Regions from separate parts of the Homo sapiens genome. Here all the other regions are linked to region 1. The links are chromatin loops, found by intact Hi-C in ENCODE. Cell type or tissue: heart right ventricle. All regions are shown on one strand.

Evidence for each region. A loop is a pair of places that touch in the nucleus more often than their neighbours do. Peaks named below come from ENCODE experiments on the same cell type or tissue, not always from the same donor. Only the 100,000 strongest peaks of a DNase experiment are listed, where the experiment ranks them.
Region 2: a loop joins it to region 1, with 6 times the contacts of the local background. A loop is called at or near these places in 9 of 110 quality-filtered maps.
Region 3: a loop joins it to region 1, with 6 times the contacts of the local background. A loop is called at or near these places in 8 of 110 quality-filtered maps.

The regions. Positions count from the first base shown.
Region 1 is chrX:56,763,556-56,766,055 of GRCh38, forward strand. All of the region lies in intron 2 of NBDY (negative regulator of P-body association), which reads left to right. Among named protein-coding and RNA genes, the nearest start is that of NBDY, 36 kb to the left of the region's middle. RefSeq lists enhancers at 52-101, 122-241, 205-706, 702-1,061. In heart right ventricle, CTCF peaks have their summits at 1,052 (motif pointing right) and 1,255; a DNase peak (open chromatin) is centred at 1,056; H3K27ac peaks cover 1,311 bases.
Region 2 is chrX:56,984,006-56,986,505 of GRCh38, forward strand. It overlaps a transcript of SPIN3 not described here. Among named protein-coding and RNA genes, the nearest start is that of SPIN3, 10 kb to the right of the region's middle. In heart right ventricle, no CTCF peak of the experiment used is centred here; no DNase peak of the experiment used is centred here.
Region 3 is chrX:56,977,348-56,979,847 of GRCh38, forward strand. It overlaps a transcript of SPIN3 not described here. Among named protein-coding and RNA genes, the nearest start is that of SPIN3, 17 kb to the right of the region's middle. In heart right ventricle, a CTCF peak has its summit at 1,021 (motif pointing left); no DNase peak of the experiment used is centred here.

The DNA.
Region 1 (2,500 bases):
GACCAGCACCTTGTCCTGGGGCAGTAGCCCTATGATCCTAGTCCTCCTGTGGTGTCCCAGTAATGATCATGTTTTTTGTTGTTTACTTTCTGCACGGGCAAGAGCCATGAAACCTGCAGAGAGCCAAAGGAAGGGCAAAGGCTGGCTCCCTAAACAGGATTCCCACAGGATCTCCAGCCTACTGGTCCTGGTCCTTGGTCACACGGTCCCATGAGTTTGGTGATCAATCTGGGACCAGGTGACTGATTCCTTTCACTCCTCTGTCTTTTTTTTTGTTTCTCTTTCCTCTTTACCTTTTTTCACATGGGAAAAGGCGGAGGCCCTGGAGTTGAAGTGGCAGGGTTACAGTTGTAGTTGGCGTTTGTGGAGCCATACTGCCATCAAGCGGAAACTGTATCTAGAAACCGGAGGCAGCTGGGCACAAGTGCTGGGGAAACCCCACGAGCGCAAAAGAGATGGCGGCATGGAGCCCCCAGGCTGAAGCAGGACAAGAGAGGAACTCCAAGCTGGCCCTTGGCCTGTGCTCATTCCCAGGATGCCTCCCTGGTTCCACAGCTCTCTCCGAAAAAAAGGGCAGGTAGGGGCGACCCACCATGGGTTCCCCTGGTCATCTCCAGGTACTGCTGGTCCTGGGTTGCCACGTCTCCAGTATCCCGAAGCTCCTTTGTTCCCCGGGAGGATCGGGGCCCCCTTGCCAACACGTGGCTCCAGCCAAGGGAACCCCGGAACTCCCCACAAAAGACACCAGAGTAAACGGCCCCCGTCTCGGCCAGTGGCTTCGTTTATGTCCATCTCAACATGGCTGCCGGGCCAGCTCCGCCCTCTGGGCTGACTGGTCTTGGGGCTGCCTGGCTGTTCTGTCCTGGGGCCTCTAGAGTAGTTGCTTCTCCAAAGCGTCCCAATGCCAGGTACACTTCCTTCAAGGGCTCAGAACCCCGGTGGGGGAAACCCAGGCTTAGACATAGTCTAAGCACATCCTCGCTGATCTCTGTTCCTGGCAGAAGGCAGGTGTCCGTGCATCCTGTTGTGTTCAGAAACAACTTCCACTAGATGGCAATGTGGCTCCACAAACAGCAGTCTTGTCTTTCCCTTCCCCCATTTTCTTTCCCTCTTTCTGTTTTTGGTGCCAAAAACCAAAACAAACACCAAAAAAAAAAAAAAAAAAAAGAAACTGGCCTAGGAGCACCCATCTCACCTACAGCAGGGCTTCCCATCTATGTGGTCACTTTGGGGGAACCGGCAACAGTAGGATGGGGTAGGGGTGGGGGCCACAGGGAGCAGGGCAGCTTCCTGGCCCAACAGGCCTCTGTGCCCACGCGGTGCAGACCCGGGCTTGAGGGGCTGATGCTTTCTCCTGGCTGGTGGCTCTTCCTCTGTGAGGCCACAAGAGGCCACTCATAGTGCTGCCAGCTGTCCATCTGAGGCACTTTGCATTGCAGTTCGCTGTCAATCTCATTGCTCACTGATTCTTTGTGTACTTTTGGAGTTTTTCTCCCTTCACTTTTTTCTTCTTCATTCTCTTTACTTTTTCTCCACTTCTGCTCCAGGAGCAGACTGGAAGGCAGGGTCAGCTGGGCGCGGGGACACCGTTAGGGAAAACAGGCTTACTTTTCCTAAGGAAATTAGTAGGACTCTAGCTGACCCCTGCGAGGAGAAATTGGCGTTTCCCTCTCCTTTCTGCCCTGTCTCCATATTGCAGTGGGTGGCTGATTATCTCTTTTCCCTGGTGTCCAATTCCTCCCCGTTTTTCATCTTATTCTTTTTTGGGCGGTCCTTCCCTGCCTTGGCCTTGTAGCCTTGGGGCTTGGTAGCCCCTTGCAGTCAGCTGATGACATCTTCAGGGCAAGGTTCAGCCAGCACCTGTGTTCTCTGTAGCTTCTGCAGGCCTACTTGTGGATCAAAGCTTTTGATCTTACTCAGGAAATACCCCATCAACAAGACGCTTCCTGGTTGTGTGTCCTTTAAGCCGGATGTCAGAAGTGGCTCCGTGCCCCTCGTTGTATGTCACCACGCGTTGAGGCCCTCCTAAACTAGATCCTTCGGGACAGCTACAGTGGCATGGACCTCTCACTTCCTGTTCTCCTTCTGATTCTTCTTCCTCTTCCTCCTCCTACCCCTCTTCTTTAATTCTTCTCCTTCTCCTCCTTCTCCTCTTGCTCCTCCTCCTCCAACTCCTTCTTATCTTCCTACTCCTCCTTTTTCTTTTTCTTCTTTTTCCTCCTTCTACTCCTCCTCCCCCTCCCCCTGCACTTCCTTCTCCTTTGCCTCTTTTTCTTTTTTTGCTTTTGCTTCTGCTTCTGATTCTGCTTCTGTTTTTCCTTTCACTTGCGGATCTGGGTGGGCACGTGTTCTAGCAGACTGCTTCTTCTTTTGCTCCTTGGTGATGTGGGATGTCCCTCTGCAGAATTAGGCCTGGAGAAAGCTTCACATTCGTTCTTTAAGGAGCACAGATGAAGGTCATGAGTTTAGTCCCTCTGGTCCACCAAAAGGCTACCCACGT
Region 2 (2,500 bases), 220 kb after region 1:
CAGATGGGACTTGAACTCCTGCACTCAGGGATCCTCTCACTTCAGCCATCCCAGCAGCTGGAACTACAGGCACATACCAGCACGGCCCTCTAATTTCCTTCTTTAATTAGTCAACTGAGCTTTGAGTTAGGCTTTCAGAGCCCACCTCCCCTCTCTCTCGTTCACGAAGACACTGTTTTTTGACACTTGTTCCATCCATTCCATTTGCTTTCTGCCGTGTTATAGGGTTGGAAGAGGATATTTAAAAAATAACTTCTTACCTTCTAGGTGTTTGCTGTTGGTCTGCTGGTCTCATTCATAACATTGGTGTGGGGTGAAGGAAACCATATTGTCCCTCAAAATCTTTCCAGCTTTAGAGATGTCTGAGGAAGAAGTGAGTTGCTGGTGCTCACACCGGTGGACACATTACTTTGATACAATGAAAAGAAAGTCATGTATGGGTTCTTGGTGGTGGGCAGGTTTATTCAAAGGAGCTGAAAAGCAAAAAAAAAAAGTACAGTGGAGGAGCTGACATTTGAGATTAAGTGAAAAAAAAAATTGTCACAAAGAGATTTATGGGAAGGAGGAAGGCCAAAAAGGACTTCCAAGACATCACACTTCGTTTACCTCCTACCTCACTGGTGGTGACTTCTCAGTCTCTTGTTTGTGTCTCCTCTTCTCTCTGATCTCTTTAAGACCCAGGTCTCTGTCCATGGTCATCTGTTGTTCTCTATGTACACCCATTCCCTAGGGTGATCTCATACAGTCCCATGGTTTTAAGTATTATTTACATGGAGAAATTTCCAACTTATGTATCCAGCTTAGTCAGACCTCTCCCATGAACTGCACACTCATATATCCAATAACTGTTCAACAGCCCCACTTAGGTGTCCTAAAAACACCTTCAAACTCAACTTGTCCAAAACTGATTTCCTAGCCTCTCCTCTTCCTAGCACCCATCCAAACCATAGCCTTCTTCATCTCTATCAGTGGCAACTCCATCTTCCCAGTTGTTTTTTGGAGCCATCCATGACTCCTCTCTTTCCTTACATTTCACTTCTAATTTGTGAGAAAGTTCTACTTACTCTTCCTTCAAAATATACCCCAAATTTAAATACCTCTCACCATCTCCATTGTTACCTCTCAGATATAATCTCACACATGGGATACTGCAATACTCTAACTAGTTTCCCTGCTTCCTCACTCTCTCCTTTATAGCCCGTCCTTAAAACAGCAGAGAGATTTTTTTAGAAACATAAGTGAGGTCAATTCTCTGCTGAAAATCCACAGTGGGTTTGTGGACATGGGATGCAACACCCAGGTTATGCTTCAGTGATGGACTTATTATGCTGCTTCAGCTCTCACCCCCATTAGAGATTGCCTCAGCTGCTGAAAGCAACTTTGTCCAATGCAACACCCCTTCCTGGGGCAGCCCATATCCAAAGACGGATTAGTGTAGGGGTTGAAAGGCCTGTAAATATTACCCCAACTCTGAAGGGCCATTCTAGTTCCACAGCTTCCTGTGGGTGTGGTTGACACTGTAACTGAGTCTTTTTAGAGCTTCATTTTCTTTGTGCTCCTGCTGCTTTCCCATTTCTTCCCCAGGTATTGACCCCAAGGGCGCTGCTTAATAAATTTTCTACAAGATTAACTTTGTTTCTGGGTCTGTTTCCTGGGAAAACCCAACTTGTGACAGGCTCCCCATTTCATGCAGAGTAAATACCAAGTCTTTACAATGCCTTATATTATTTAGACCCTTATTTCCTCTCTGACTTCTCTTATGTCTTTCTCCTTCACCTATGTAGCTCTAGCTAAATAAGCCTCCCTGTTAGTCTTTGAACATGCCAAAAACACACTTATCTCTTAGGCCCTTTCCTCTAGTAGTTCCTTTTGCCTAGTATGCTCTTTCTCTAGATATATGCTTGGCTAACTCACTTCCTTCATTTATTTGCTCAAATATTACCTTCTCCATGAAGTCCACCCCAATCTCCCTATTTACCATGGTGACCTACCACTTCCCTTCCCTCTTATCTTGTTCTAATTTTCTTTTTTATAACAGTTATCAATTTTGACATCCCACATAATTTACTTATTATTATTATTTTTTTAATTGTTAGCCTCCCCTTGCTTGAATGTAAGCTCCATGAGAACAGGCATCACTGAATGCTTTGTTCATGATATATCCCAAATGCCTAGTTAAAGTGCCTGGAACAAAGTAGGCACTGAATAAATTTGTTGAACAAATGAATGAATTAAGTAGATTTAACAGTAGGAACAAAGTGTGTGTAAAAGAGGGTGATAGAGAGGGAAGAATATGAATGAGTCATGGCGAAAATCACAGCTGTGAATCACCTGGACTTCCCCCTTGGTGCTACTGTTTCTTTCCCATTTCTTTATGCAAATATTAGGAAAAAATAATAATTAGACTATTACTTGGCATCAAGAGAGCTAGTTTCAGTCCAGCACTCTTACCAGCTGTGTGACCTTGGTTTCCTTTTTCTCTTTAAGCTTTATCTCCTTA
Region 3 (2,500 bases), 210 kb after region 1:
TGCTAAATAAATTATGCTTTATTCACACAATGGAATACTATACAAAGAAGTAACTCTGCATATAAGAACCTACAAACATGTTCACGTTCTATTAAGTGGAAAAATTTATAGAGGAGGATATATACTATGGTTCTATTTCTACAACTTCGTATATGTGCACATAGATGGATTTAATGTACAGGTGTATATATGCGTTTTCTGCCTCTCTGGTCCTCTCTGTGTCTCTACACACATGTGTACATGCATGCATAAAAATACACAGAAAGGAACTTCTATGGTTTGAATATTCCCTCCAAAACTTATGTTGAAACTTAATCTCCAATGTGGCAGTATTCAGAGGTATGGCCTTTAACAGGTGATTGGAACATGAGGGTTCTGCCCTTGTGAATGGATTAATCCACTGACAGATTATCATGGAAGTAGAACTGGTGGTTTTATAAGAAGAGAAAGAGAGACCTAAGCTACCATGTTAGCATACTTAGTCCCCTTGCCATGTGATGCCCTGTGCTACCTCAGGACTGCAGAGAGTTTCTACCATCAAGAAGGCCCTCACCAGATGTGGCCCCTCAATCTTGAACTTCCCAGCCTCCAGAACTGTAAGAAATACATTTTATTTTTTTAAATAAATTTTCAGGTATTTTGTTATAAGCAACAGAAAATAGGCTAAGACAGGTGCCATGAGTGAGAGTGAACCTCCAGAGTTTATGATCATTTGATACCTAGGAGCTGTGTTGGACTTGACATAGCCAAACCTTGATCAGACTGTTGATGGCCTACATGTGATGTAGGAAATATATGGGACATTGTGTGATTGTCTTTAATCAAACCATAAAGCTAGACCACACTGCTTTAGGCCTAGACAGAATTTCCTCCAAAGGGAATATGTTGCCACTGTCAGATTCAATGTATGAACAGGAAATGAAGACCTAGGAGGCAGGCCTTACCTTGACTATGAATGAAGAAAAAGTACTCCTTTCAGTATCTGGAGCTGGTGAAAAATTTGGCCTTGAACTCCACCTTGTGGACAGATGTGGAGATGCTATAAACACTTCCAGTGGTTGGAAGGTGAGCTGTCTGAAGCCAAGTGAAGGCAGAAAAGGAAGACAGACAGGAGAGTCAACTTGGTAGGAGACTCTGGGATGCGTCTGTGCCTGAATAGTTGTAATTATATTCAGTGTAGCATTTTCCTTCTTACATTCCAAAACTTTCAGTAAAATCTTGTAAACGCTTACCTTATGCCCACTCTTAGGATTAAATAGAAAAGAGGCCATCCTGTTGGTTTCACAGCAGTCACCCATGAAGAACAGCTGTTCCTAGGAGAGATGATTGCCCAGGGTTTAGCACCACCAGAAGCAGGAACATGCTACCGTCACAAGACTGGAGCAGAAGATCCTGAGAGGCTTGCTCATGAGCACATGTGGGGATAATAATATTAAGGATAAATAATCTGAAAGCTCTGTAAATGGTGAAACCCTTTTAATTAACAGTATTTACCTGAGGACAGGACTCAGTGAGGTAAATATGATCTTATGTGGAGTCTTGCAATAAGTTTGTCTCCCAGCCTCCAGCCACTCCAGCCCTAATATACATATACCCTTTATACTTCTGGACCTTTTAAAGCATGCATCTGATCCTACTGTCACTGCTCAAAATCATCAGTACTTTCCCTTCTGCCTGCAGAACAGATTCCAAATTCCTTAAACCTTCATTGAAAGGCCATTGTAGATTACAGTGTTAGATTAAACTCAACATATATTTCCAACCTCAGCAATCTCTATACATCTTTTCACTATCTTTAGGTATATGAGAGTCCTAGCTGTTCTACAAAACCTGATAGTGTAATCTGGCAAACATAGTAATTTTGGCTTTTATCCAGCTTGGCCCTGCTGTTTTTTTTTCAAGAGGTCTGAGTCTGCATTGGTTACCAAGAGTTTCTTAGTCAAGCCCTACCTATATGGCAGTCAGTAGGAATTTCTGCCAGAGTATGGTGAACCAATCATTGAGATTCTCCAGTCCATCATGGATTATTCAGTGAGAGAGTAAAAGTGGATGAAGCATCACCAGTTTGCCACCATCTTAACCCAGAAACAAAAACACAGTAAAAAGGAAAGTACACTAAAAGAACCAAACAGCAAACAAAACAACCAGTATTCCAAGTGAGATTTATTTTGTTATGTTCTATTTTTTTGTTAGTGGCCTTTTAAGCTGCAAAATATAACTGAATATGAATTAAACTGTAAACACATAATTGACACATTTATCTATTTTTCTCAGAGACAAAGGCACAGTGCTAGTTTTTCGGTGAAAACATTCTAAACCATGTTAAAACATGTCCAGTTTGTAACCGGCCTTTAGAATTTGTATAGGGCTGATTTTCTGCCTAGAAACTGATGCTATTATGTCTCTTCCAGCTTTATTAAAAAGGATTTTTTCCTGTATGTTTATATCAGATCTAAAGCCCTCACAAAACATGAAGATATAATTAAATGTAATCATTTTT